2 separate regions of the Homo sapiens genome follow, and region 1 is linked to region 2. The links are chromatin contacts, found by Hi-C or POLR2A ChIA-PET in ENCODE. All regions are on one chromosome and are shown on one strand. Each heading gives the region's core, a stretch centred on a gene start or an enhancer-like site at or near the end of the contact. The rest is flanking DNA. Distances are from core to core; before and after follow the strand shown. Region 1 has its middle 700 kb from the start of SNORD151. Region 2 has its middle 450 kb from the start of IGFBP3.

Evidence for each region. A loop is a pair of places that touch in the nucleus more often than their neighbours do. ChIA-PET counts read pairs that join two places held with the same protein, here RNA polymerase II (POLR2A). Pooled maps may share reads with other maps.
Region 1: a loop to region 2 is called in a map of IMR-90, with 2.1 times the contacts of the local background. The contact joins two enhancer-like sites. A Hi-C loop is called at or near these places in 2 of 168 maps with a recorded cell type or tissue (IMR-90 and PC-3) and 3 of 50 pooled maps. POLR2A ChIA-PET finds 5 or more read pairs at or near these places in 1 of 52 experiments (Panc1).

The regions. Positions count from the first base shown.
Region 1 is chr7:46,760,346-46,766,938 of GRCh38, forward strand. No RefSeq gene overlaps it. Among named protein-coding and RNA genes, the nearest start is that of SNORD151, 700 kb to the right of the region's middle. Within about 2 kb of position 4,051, at least 8 of the 41 ENCODE cell types and tissues checked have a DNase peak (open chromatin) inside an H3K27ac peak, as active enhancers do; they include PC-3, where a contact is called at or near this core.
Region 2 is chr7:46,364,676-46,371,662 of GRCh38, forward strand. No RefSeq gene overlaps it. Among named protein-coding and RNA genes, the nearest start is that of IGFBP3, 450 kb to the left of the region's middle. Within about 2 kb of position 5,421, at least 2 of the 41 ENCODE cell types and tissues checked have a DNase peak (open chromatin) inside an H3K27ac peak, as active enhancers do; they include PC-3, where a contact is called at or near this core.

The DNA.
Region 1 (6,593 bases), core at 2,801-5,300, 390 kb after region 2:
TCACACATGCCTCTTGTGTGAACTTCTTGTTTATATTTTGGCAACTTATCTATCAGATTGTTTGTTTGCTTTCTCATTTTGATAAATTACTTTAATATTCTGGATACTGATCAGTTTATTATAGATGTTATAAATATTTTTCCCAAATGCTCTCTATCTTTTAGCTTCTGTTGTAGCATGTTTTTTTCAAAATGAGGTTTTTAGATTGATGTAGACTAATCTTTTTCTGTATGAGTTGCTCTTTTTATATTTTTTCTAATATATACTTTCCTTTTCAGATCATAAAGTATATTTTTATATGTTCTAACAATTTTCATTTGAGATATACACATATTTTCTTGATTCTCTCTTCTATTCTATTGATGTGTGTATTCATTCCTAAGTTAATCTTGTTATAGCTTATGTAGCAGGCCATGTCCACCTTCCTTGCTAAACTTTTTCACAAACTTTGCTCTCTTACTTGAGTTTTCTTACTCCAAATGCATTCTAGAATCATGTGTCAAATTCTTATTGTTATTTGGAAATAAGTTATATAGACTGATTTATGCATCAATAAAATCCTCATAACTTTGATTCTTACCACAATTAAATATGGACTATGTAATTTTAAATTAAGATATTCTTTAATATTTTCATATATTCAATATCATTTTATATATGTTCTCCATATTTTGGTAAACACTTTGTTACCTTGATTCCCGGGTGAACCCATAGTTTTATTTCCATTACAAGTGGTGTGTTCCTGCATCTGTATTTCTTGGTTGCTTCTCACTGGTTTACGCTAATGTCATCATTTTGTGCTTTGATCATATATCCAGCGATTCTGATTAACTTTCATTTTAATTTTAATGGTTACTGGATTAATACACCTCTCTGAGCCTTACTTTAGTTTCTTCTATGAGAAAGTTAGAAAATATAGTATCTACATCTTACATTTTTTTCTGATTATTAACTGAAATATATAGTATAAAGTCATAATTCTTGGTATACATTACACATGTAATGAGTATTCATTCATTTCTCTTGATTCCTCTATCTCACAGATAAATAAATGTAGTAACAAATACAAAGACGTTTTATTCACTAACTCTAATTTATGCATTCAGGAGATCATAAAGTATATTTATGATCTAGGCAGTGGATACTACCCAGAATTCACACTCTTTGAGAGCAGGTAGTCTATTAATCTACTGATGTGTCCCAAGGCCCAGAACTGGGTCTGGCACATAGTGGGCATTGAATAAAGGACAAATAAAGAAATTAATAAATTCAGACGTGTAGTAACTGAGGAAGGTCATTATTTTTTCCCCAAAACAGCATTCAAATGGGATTTGCTATTTTGAGCAACTTACTTTTAATCCAAAACTTTTAGAACCTATTTCGTTTAATCAAGTTGTGTGGAGGCACATTTTATTTCAGTCCCATAATCTACCCCACCCATTAACTCCATACTTAACCCTACATGGACCCTCCTTCCATTAAGATCTTCTTCCTCTTACTTCACGTTACTTATCTCTCCTTGGATCTTGCACGGCTCTTAACCTGCATGGCCCTTTGACAGTTCACCTCTGTCTGCCTCTTATGCCCTAGGTCTCCCACACAAGGCTCTATGCCCCTCAGAGTGTGTCTTCAGGAGTTCCCTGGGTGTCTCTGAGCCTTCCAGTCTCATAATGACTTTCAACTACAATACAAGTACTTACCACCTAATGTGTGTTGAATGTATGTGAAAACTAACAAGTGGATACTTTCTACATTTCTTCACACATTTGGCTCCTCACTACATGTCTATATCCTCTCCAGTAGAACTCTTCAGCAACTCCCCTCACTTAGGGGTCTGTCTCCAGGACTCCTCCCATGGCCTGTGTGCCCTCATTCATCAGGCCTCTGGCCAGCTTCCTGCATCCATACTACACATGGGTCACATCAAATATCTGTGTATTCCATCATGGAACTGCATTGTTTTCTGGGTCTCCAGTCTGTGGACATGCGTTTTTTCATATAGAATAGATTTCTTTACACCACACACTTGGGCTATTTCTTTTTGTCTTTCACACATGAGCCACGTGTTCCTTCTCTGTCTTCTGCTCATGTCCTGTGTTCCTATAATACTTACTGATGTGCACAACCATTGTTTCCTCACTGGTTTAAAGGTCCCAAGAGCACATGTGCTGTGTTTATTTCATCATTAAAACCCATCAGCTACTGCAGTGTCTGGCAAAATATAGATGATCTATAAATATTAAACTTAGTGCTCTGTTAGGATAACAGATTTTGAAAGAATTTTAGAGGTGTTTCCTGAAAATGGAGGGCAGAGATTTGGCTTATCAAGATGAATAAAAAGAGCTGGGGAGATGTCATGGAGGCTCCTTCAGCAGCGAGTGGCTGATGACAGCAAATTAATGTACTAGAAAGGTTGGAAAACCAACCAACACAAGTATATGCATCTGGGGACTAATCAACACATAGGACTAGCAACTCAGCATTTATTTTTCTTTTCCATCTGTTTTATGTATATCGTGAATGTATACATCCATGTAGAAGAAAAAAGACAAATATATTTTGGCTTTAAATTACATTAAGTTTGAAGATCATTTTGAAATCATTTTGATCAGTATACGCAGCCTAAATACTTTGACTTCATGGCATTCCTGCATCCTGTTTTCTCCGCATATGCCTAGTGTTCATAGTGGGAATCAGCTCTTCCCCAAAATAAAGCAAGAAAAAAATTTTTATTTATCTCAAAGTTGTAACGGGTATGCAGATTCAAAGTTATTTTCCAACCCCTCTAAAGAATAACTGTTGATGTATTTTTTGATATTATTCAAGACAAAACAATATATTTTCATTGCTGATGTTGATCAGTAGCTAGTTTTTTAGACTAGTAAATATACAAATAAATGAGAAAATACTTGTTTTTATGATTAAAATATTTTTATAGAAAACATCTAAAAATTAACGATGAAATTAATTTATGGTGTCTTTTACAAGTTTTGGAGCACAAATAAGGAAATATTTAACAACTGAATTTTAAATTTACCAAAGCACTTTGCAAAGGATTTGGTTATTTAGGGAATTTTTTTTCTAACTTTGTAACAACAAAATAAATGTGGATGAAATTCAGAAACCTTAGGCAACATCCATTGTTTCACAATAACTATGGGCACCAGAGTCCCCACAGGTCACACCATGTGTAAATAATAACACCAGCTATACTGGGAAGTTGAAATGCTTCCATGTGTAACAGTGCTGGGGGCGCTTCTCTGAAAACGGAACACTCGACATGGAAACTTTTTATTCCCTAAATTGTTCCAGATAGTTGGTGACAGATTTAAAGTATAATTGTTTAACATGGACAAGTAAAAACATTTTTCAGAAAGACAAAATGTTGTGGCAGTATTTTTTTCTTCTTCTGATAGAATCTTTATTTTAATCAGATACCTACTCCCCCAGTCAACCTGTTTGCCTCCGGGAAAGCATAAACTCTTTCTTAGACCCCTGGGCACAATGAATTTAACTACAGTCACAACCTGTCCCCCATCAGTGGGTCTTAGCAATGGGCTTGTAGAACAATTAAGGCCAAATGAAAGCATGAAGATATTTCCCTGTGGCCTCTAGAAAAATTATCTTTTGGTTCTCATCCTCTCTCCCTCTTCCCTTCTTTCTCCTCTCTTTTCTACCCCCACTTCTTTTTTCTCTTCCTCCTCCTCCTCTTCCTCCTCTTCTTGTTCTTCTTGTTCTTTTTCTTCTCCTCTTTCTCCTCCTCCTCCTCCTCCTTCTCCTTCTCCTCCTCTCTCTCTCTCCATGTTTTAATGCAAAGATGTGAAATACTGAGAATGGAGGACAGAGATATGAATGGGCAATGGCCAGACCAGACATAAAAATAAAACTCTGACCCACAATCTGTGGCAAACTGCCCAGAAAGCCAACTCATACACTACAGTACCAGCCCAGGAAACCAGCCTGAGATCTATGAGTCAGACTCATAGGAAGCCAGACCACTCTAACAACTGGTTCAGGAGGCTAAACAATAACCCCTGTAATAATTAGTCCCAAAGGGCTAAGACATGATTGATAACTGGCAGCTTCCCTGATATTGTCCCTGCTTTCAACTAAGGACCAACCAGAGAAAGCCAAATATGCTTCCCTAACCAATCACGTAGGCAGCCTCTCTTCTAGTGAGCCGCCTCAGCTTTCCAAGGCAGGCTGTCTGAACTGCAACAGGGCTCACCTGTTTCCCACTGTGAAGCTTCCCCTCTCCTCTGCCTGCCTGTGATTCTTGGCCAAATGCGGTGATGGTGGCTGGCCCCCTTGCTAGAGCAGCTCTGGGTGAATGGCCTTTGCCTGTTCTCATTGGGAGATCTTCATTTAGATGATACTAAACAGATCATCTCTCTGCTAGTACAGGCTTAAATGGATGTGCATAAGAGAGCATCCCAGAGAATCAGAAGTGGGCCCTGACTGAGCACATCCTGAGGCCTCCCTGTCTCAGATCCCCAAGTGGCAAACTCATAAATGTCTTTCATTATTAGTGCCAATTTCCCTTTGTGTTTCTATCACTGATTTTAAGTCAACATAGAACTTAAAATTGGGAGCGCTAACATAATAGACTAAAATGTCAAGCTAACTGAGGGAAGGGCAGCAAGGACCCCCATCTGCTAGGTTGGGAAATGGATTAAAGCACTGTGTTATGGGCCAAACAGTACTGCTGCATTTGGGAATATGGCAGGAAACCAGACATTTAGGAGAGGACTGTATTCAGGCAATTGTGAAAGGGAGAATATTTATTAATAAAAAAAAAGGAGGGTCCTGCCTGGCGTTTTAAGGCAGCCAAACAAGAGAGCTAAATGTAGCCTTATGAGAGCCATAAGGAAGGACAGAGATGGCTCTTATTTGGCAATATGTGGGGGCAGGCTAGGGGGATTTCCAGGAGCACAAGGGCTCAGCTGAAGTTCAGCGTTGTCATCAGCGTATGTTGATTTGTAGTCTTCCTCAAACCCCGAGTCAAGTAACAGCAAGGCTTGAAGATGACCTGTCTGAAAGTAAAATGGCAAGAAAGGCCAAAACTCTCTTTGCCAGTGGAATACATTTCAAAAATAAGACAGAAACTTAAGCCATTTCTTGGAGTTAAAAAGATACCATTTGATCCCAAGTAAAAATCTGTGTTAGGAGACTAGGTAGGTAGGTGCAAAGTTTAGCAGGAGATAGATGAGACATGAAACAAATTTGAACCCTGCTGTATGAGTTCGTTCTCACGCTGCTAATAAAGACATACCTGAGACTGGGTGATTTATGAAGAAAAAGAGGTTTAATGGACTTGCAGTTCTGCATGGCTGGGGAGACATCACAATCATAGTGGAAGCCAAAGGAATACCAAAGGCACATCTTACATGGCAGCAGGCAAGAGAGCATGTGCAGGAGAACTCCTTTTTATAAAACCATCAGCTCTCATGAGACTTATTCACTATCACAAGGACAGCACGGGAAAAACTCACCACCATGATTCAATTACCTCCCACCAGGTCCTTCCCACAACACATGGGGATTACTACAATTCGAAATTTTGTTGGGGACACACAGCCAAAACATATCACCTGCTGAGCACCCCCTTAGGCACTGTTGACCTGCCAGAGGGCAAGGCAGTTTCTGAGAAGGTACAACTCAAATGTATCCTGATTCCACGATCTTTTTTTTCATCTAAATGTCCCAAAGCTGTGGCTGGAAGAAAGTTGAGTCTGTTAAGCTTGATCCTAGGGGGACAGTGGCAGCAGCATGTTGCTAAGAGACAGAAATTTCCAGACTCAAAGGAAAGGGGCAGACAAGACCATTACTTGACTAGAAGAAGATAGTAACCATTTAAAGGATTCAAACTGCCAAAGAAATCCAAGTCTTGGCTTGTGTACTTCTAAGGTGAGCACCCTCACAGCATCTCCTCAGCTCAATTTGCAGCAATAAGATTTACATTATTAAAGTAGAATCGGGAAGGACGTCCGGTACCTTAGCTGCAATTCAGTGGGTGAGGTGAGCCTTCCCAGGGCAGATTCGAGCTGCATGGTCCTCAGGGCAGTGGAGATTCTTAGAATGAACAGTACCAGGAGGCTGGATTTGCTGAACAAGGTGTCCACTCTGTACCTAGGCAGGGGAACTGGCAACAACTGGTCGTCAGAGTGTGTTTTTCATATTGCTTCATGTAAGAGTGACTTTTTGCTACTGCGATCTCCCCTTTCAATACCACTACATGTTGGGTTTTGCAGGGTGAGTTTTGTGGTGATAGGAGGAACATGACAGAGCAGAAGCTGCATGAGCCAGATATTCTGGACTTGGTTTTGAATGCAGTATTGGATGAGGCTTTGGGTTTCTCTGTTTGGCAGAGAACTCAGTATGTTTTTTGTGGAGATGGGCATTTTACATGTGAAATGAAGAGAAGGAGCATGAATCTGTGAACGATGGGTCTCCCAATATGAGTTGTGGGCTGTTGTATGAATTAGGGTTGTCCTTACACTGAGCATGCCGTGAAGTCTAGGCCTTCATGCTAGGGAGTTCTGCCTCCTCGAACAGTCCCAGCCATGCAACTCTATGCAGACTGCCTCTATGAG
Region 2 (6,987 bases), core at 4,171-6,670:
GTATCTTTAAATTAAGGTAGGTACTTTTTTAGATATAATGTTATAGCATTCAGTATAATACATGACAATTTAAATATAACTTTTATATGCACTGGGAAACAAAAAATATTGTTTGACTTATTTTATTGGTCTCATACCAAACCCACAATATCTCAGGCATATCTATATATTATTGTTTCAAATTTTGTGGTGGTACAATTGTTTGGATTTAGACAAGTGTATGATGCCACTTATCTTCTATTACAGTATCATGCAGAATATTTGCATCTCTCTACAAATCTCTTGTGCTTCACCTATTCATCCTTTCTTCCCTCCACCAAAACCCTGGCAACCACTAATTTTTCTAATGTCTTCACAGTTTTGCCTTTTCCAGAATGTCATATAGTTGGAATCATGCAGTATATAGCTTTTTCACACTGGCGTATTTCATTTAGTAATATGCATTCAAATATCCTTGATATCTTTCCATGTCTAATGGAATATTATTGCTGAATAGTATTCCATTGTCTGAGTATACCACAATTTGTCCACTTGCCTACTGAAGGATATGTTGGTTGCTTCCAAGTTTGGGCAATTATAAATAAAGCTGCTATAAACATTAGAGTGCGGACTTTTGTGTGAACATAAGTTTTCAGCTCATTTGGATAAATACCAGGGAGCACTATTGCTGGGTTTTATGTTAAGTTTTGCAAGAAATGGACACACTGTCTTCCAAAGTAGCTGTACCACTTTGCAGTTCCATCAGCAGTGAATAAGAAGTTTATCCACATCCTTACCAGACCTGGATATTGTTAGTATCTTTGACTTTAGCCATTCTGATAGGTGTGTAATGGTATCTCATTGTTGTTTTAATTTGAGATTCCCCAATGACATATGATGTTAAATATATTTTCCCATGCTACCCAAATATCTTTGGTGAAGTGTCTGTTCAAATCTTTTGCCCATATTCTAACTGGGTTGTTTGTTTCCTTATTGCTGAGTTTTAAGAGTTCCTTGTATATTTTGAATATAAGTGCTGGATCAGATATGTGTTTTGCAAATATTATCTCTTGGTCTGTGACTTATCTTTTCATTCTCTAAATAGCATCTTTGCATAGCCTTTTTAATTTTAATAAAGTCAAGCTCATCAATTTTTCTTTCAGCAATTGTTCTTTTGTGTCGTGTATAAAAAGTCATTGACAACCTAAGGTCACCTTGTTTTTCACCTATTTTATCTTCTTGAAGTTGTATAGTTTATATTCATATATTGTTTATATATTTATATTATATATACACACAATTTATTTTAGTTACTTTTGTGAAAAATGTAAGGTCGGTGTCCAATTTCTTTCTTTCATTCTTTTTTTTTTCTTTTTAGAGATGGGGGTCTTGCTGTGTTGCCCAGGATGGTCTCAAATTCCGGCCTCAGGCAGTCCTCCTGCCTTGACCTTCCAACATGCTGGGATTACAGGTGTGAGCCACTGCACAAAGCCTTCTTTCTTTCTTTCCTTCTCTTTTTCTTTCTCTTCTTTCTTTCTTTCTTTCTTTCTTTCTTTCTTTCTTTCTTTCTTTCTTTCTTTCTTCTTTCTGTTTAACACGTAGATGTCTAGTTTTTTAGCATATTTTTTTCAAAATAGAAAAAAATTTTACTTTAAAATTTTTATTTTGAAAAATTAGATTTATTTAAGTTACAATAATAATTTGTTATATATATCCCATCCAGCTTTTCTTAATGTTAACAACACACATAGTCATATACAATGATCACAACTAGAAAATTGAAACTGATATAATACTGTTAGCTGAATTGCAGATTTTATTAGAATTCCAACACTTCTCACTAATGTCCCTTTTCTCTTTCGTGATTCAATTCAGTTTTCAACAATGCATTTGGTCATTAGGCTTCTTAGTCTCTCCCATCTGGATCAGCTCCTGCTTTTTTTTTTTTTTTTTTCTTGTCTTCTATAACCTTGGAGAGTACAGTTTCATTATTTTGACACTCAATTTGGGTTCATCCGCTGTGTCCTCATGATTAGACTAAGATATGAATTTTTGACAGGGATACCATAGCAATGATGTACCCTTCTCAGCACACCATATTAGGTGGTGTGTGATGTTCACATCTCATTACTGATGTTAACATAGATCACTTAGTTAAGAGGGTATCTGCCAGGCAACCTCATGGTAAAGTCATTATATTTCCTTTTATAGTTAGTAAATACTTGGGGGAATGTATGTTGAGATCATATTAATATCTCATTTCCTCTGAAAATTTTACCCACTAATTTTAGCATCCATTAGTGGATTTTGTCTACCACAGTAGTGTTTGCTTTCTGGTGATTTTCCATATACCTCATAAATTCTATGTTTATTAATTGAAATTACTTTGTAAGAACGAGTTGTCCTCCCAATTTATTAATTCAATTACATATCAGTATGTACTCATGAAAATGTATTTTATTCTTTGGATTATATTTCAATTCTATTTTTATTTACTATGTGGCTCAAATTGTTCCTGCGTTAGCCACTGGGAGCTCTTTCAGGTTGGCTCCTGTGTCCTTCCAGCATATTCCTGTTTTCCTTTTTTGTTTTTGAGCACTTCTTTAATTTCTGGTACCAGGAGACGCTTTGGGTTCATCTTATATTTCTTCTACCTGAGTGCTGCAATCACTACTTTTTAAAGGAGTCCTGGTTTCTTTTATTAGAGAGTGGTATTTAGAAATCAAGATCTGGGTGCTAGGTGTGCTCATTCTTATCAGGCCATTGTTGCTTCATGGTCCTCTTTATGGACAGAGCTAGGAAATATGTATATGTGTACTAAACCATGCATACTCATATCTGTTTTTCTACCGTATCTATATAACTGTATTTTTACTGGTATTTTTACTGAAAGTCCACGAGTTCATAATTGCATCTCTGACTCCAGTGCAACACCACAAGCTTCATTCCAGCCTCCTCTTTCCTGATTTGTCACTTCTCCTCTTACAATGAGAATCCTGTCTCTCATTATCTATGATATGTATACTTATTTATTCAACTCTTGTATACATGGAAAGTGGTTTCAGACTTGCTAATGCATTGCCACATGAGAAAAAATTATACTAACTGGAGTACAATGTTTGCCTACAGTTAATTTTTGCCCCTTTATCTTAGAATATCTACTCAAAATACTTTTTTTCCACAGTTACTTAGGTCAGTTCTTTCCCCCGACCCCTTACCTCTTTCAATGTGATTTTGCTATTTACTTGTAATCTAGTTTGGTTCATTTATTAGTGTTTATATTTCAGTTGGGGTTCACCCCACATCCTTGTTAATTTTAATTGTTTTGTGGGAGTATGTGAAACATTACTATGATTTTAAAAGTCAATGTTACAAAAAAGTGGTATATGCAGAGAGGTGCCACTCCCTCCTCCTCTTCCCTCCTACTCTATTTCAGTCTGTGTTTCTTTCACCTCTTCTTTACCGTCTCACCCATAGATCTTTTTCTTTGGTTTCTTGCATGAATTCCATGAATTCGTTTGCACACATAAGCACTTGCATGTTTATTATTATATCCCTTTCCTTTATATAGGAAAGGAATTTTGAATAATATATGAAATAAAGATGAGGAAACTATTCTTTATTTGGCTATCTACACACCATATATAAATTTAAAAGAAAAGATTTTTGTGATCTTTATAATAAAATACATTTGAATCATAGTGGATTGGTGTCTACAAACTACATGTTTGTTTTTATATTCATATTTACATTTCAAACTCAAAGAAGACAAGCATATTAATAGAAAGAAAAAATGGCAAAAACTGCAGACTTCAGTTATCAGGATTCAGTGACAGCTGGCTGCACTACAGCCTGGTTAATGGACATGTAAGACTTCTCCTCCCTGAAAGCCATAATAAAGACACTGTTATTTTAAGGAAAGTAATATGACATCATATTGCTGGAAAATAAGAAGACAATCAGCTGTAATCCAAGGAATACCTTTTGGGTATGAGCATGTGGAGATATGAGGGAAGCATATTTCAGTCTGAAGAAACAGCATGAGCTCAGGAAAGCAGGTGGAACGAGGTTTTGAGAAACAGCAAACTGCCTAGTGTGGTAGTGAAGGGATGCCCTACAGCCACGTTTCTACCAGGCAAATGTATCCCATCATGCAGCTGCTTAACTATCTTAAAAGTCTCCCCGTTAAGCTTAAATGTCCAACAATGTGTGAGAGAGCCCAAACCCTTGGCCCCTTTGTGCCTGTTCCTATCTCTTATCTCTGCTCTGCTCCAATTATTTCTATACCACAGTGATTTTCTTCCAGATCTTCTGATTTAGCACTATCTCTGTGGAGTTCCATGCACACTTCTTCCAATACCAAAAATATTGCCAAGTCATTCTTGGCAATTCCTGTCCCTCCTTTATAATTGTGGTTCTCCTAATGTGGCTTTCCAACCAGCCACATGTGCATCTGGGAATTGTTAGAAGCACAATTCTCCTACCTCAACCCAGACCTCCTGAATCAGAAACAAACTGTGTCAAGACATTCTGCAGGTGATTCTCACGCACACTAATGTTTCAGAACTACTGAAATGTGGTATTATATTTACCATTGAACTGTGAAGACTAATTTTTTTTCCTCGCTCTATCAGAAGGTTTGTATATTTGAAGCTGTTTGTCTTGTTACCCAAACCCATCTTAGAACTCTCAGCACAGTTCCTCATACTGTAAATGAATTTTGAATGAAAACTTGGGTCCATAAATGTTGGTTATAGCCAACTATTGAAGAACTAAAGGATAATAATAATAAATGATCACTTATTGAGCATTTACTATGCACCAGGCATAGTAAATACTATGATCACTTATTGAGCATTTACTATGCACCAGGCATAGTAAATACTAAAAACTTTATTGGTATAAAATTCATTTATTCCTCACTATAAAATGATAACACAATGAAGTAGTCAGGAATAGCTCATTTAGAAAATGAGCTAGGCTTACAGAGTTTACTTGGCTCAATTAAAATTATAGAGCTTCAGAACAGTAGAGACTACATTCAAACTAAATTCTGCCTGATGCTAATGGATTTGCCATTTCTCTAAACCCGCTTGTAATTCATGATTAATTTTAGAGTACTAAAATTTGAAAAGCTGCACATGGTTTGGCACATCAAATTTCTCCTAGTGAAGATAACTCTGTGGAATAAAATCCGTAGTGGAGTGTTGCTCTAAAACTTACTTTAATCATGTTGTATTCACTAGTGGCCTTCTCTTAAGTAATTCTGTTGATTTTAAGCACTTCCTCCAGAAAGAGCTTTTTGCCTGGGGAATAAAGTGCCTTAGTCTGGTAAACTTACCTAAAGAAATATCCAGCAAGCAAAATGAATTGACGGTTAAGGCTCACTATTAAAACTGAAATATCATACTCATGAGTCAGACTTTTCAGAGCATCAATCCTTTGAAGACTGGGAAGCAGACCAAAAACGGCCTCACCTGTCTGTGGACCTGGATCCCCTAAATAGAGAGCCCTCTTGAGGTGTTTTATTCTGCAGATCTCTAGACAAAGCCTGAGCCTGTGAATCAAAAGGCAGTGTATGCACTTTTGTGGAAATGTAGCATGCATCAGCACTTTATTTCTTTTGATGGTTTAATAATATTCTATTGTATGAATACAGTATACTTTGTTTATCCATTTATCAGTTAATGGACATTTGGGTTGTTTTCACTTTTTGAGGATTATGAATAATGCTGTTATAAGTATTCATGTCCAAGTTATTTTGTGAACATATGTTTTTAATTCTCTTGAGTGGAATTCTAGGAGTGGAATTGCTGAGTCATACGGAAACTCGATGTTTAACTTTTTGAGAAACTGCCAAATTGTTTTCCAAATTGGCTGCATTGTATTACATTCCCACTAGCACTATATGAGTGTTCCAATTTCTCTCCATCCTCGCCAACACTCATATTTGTCTTTTTGATTATAGCTATCCTAGTGGGTGTAAAGTGATATCTCATTATGTTTTGATTTGCATTTCCCTAATGACTATGATATTGAGTATCTTTTCATATGCTTATTGGCCATTTGTTTATTTTGTTTGGATAAATAAAATAAATGTCTATTTAAATCCTCTGTCCGTTTTTTCAGTTGGGCTGTTTATCTTCTTGTTGAGTTGTAAGAATTCTTTATTTATTCTGGATACAGGCTCATTATCACATACGTGAATTGCAAATATTCTTTCTTAGCCTATAGATTATTTTCATTTTCTTGATAATGTCCTTTTGTGTGTGTGTGAAGAGGGGAATTACATTTCTGATCTTCTGGGACTCTTTCAGTTTTATTTTATTCATTTATTTATTTATATATTTTTAAATTTATCTTTTATGGGTACATGGTAGGTGTATATATTTATGGGGTACATGAGATATTTGATACAAGCATACAATCAGTAATAATTACATCAGGTTTAATGGGGTAGACATCACCTCAAGGATTTATCCCTTCTTCATGTTACAAACAATCCACTTATACTCTGTTAGTTTTTTAAAATGTACAATAAATTGTTGTTAACTGTAGTTACCCTGTTGTGCTATCAAATACTAGATCTTATTCATTCTATATAACTATATTTTTGTACCCATTAACAATCTCTGCTTTCCCCCTACCCACCCACTATCTTTCCCAGCCTCTGGTAACCATTCTTCTACTCTCCTTCTCCATGAGTTCAATTGTTTTAATTTATTTGGCTCCTAGAAATAAGTAAGTGCAAGCTAAGTTTGTATTCCTGTGACTGGCTTATTTCACGTAACATAATGACCTCCAGTTCCATCCATGTCGTTGCAAATGATAGGGTCTCATTCTTTTTTTATGTCTGAATAGTACTCCATTGTGTATATGTACCACGTTTTCCTTATCCATTCACCTGTTGATGGACACTTGGTTGCTTCCAAATTTTGGCTAAATAGTGCTGCAATAAACATGGGAGTGCAAATATCTCTTCAATAATACTGATTTCTTTTCTTTTGA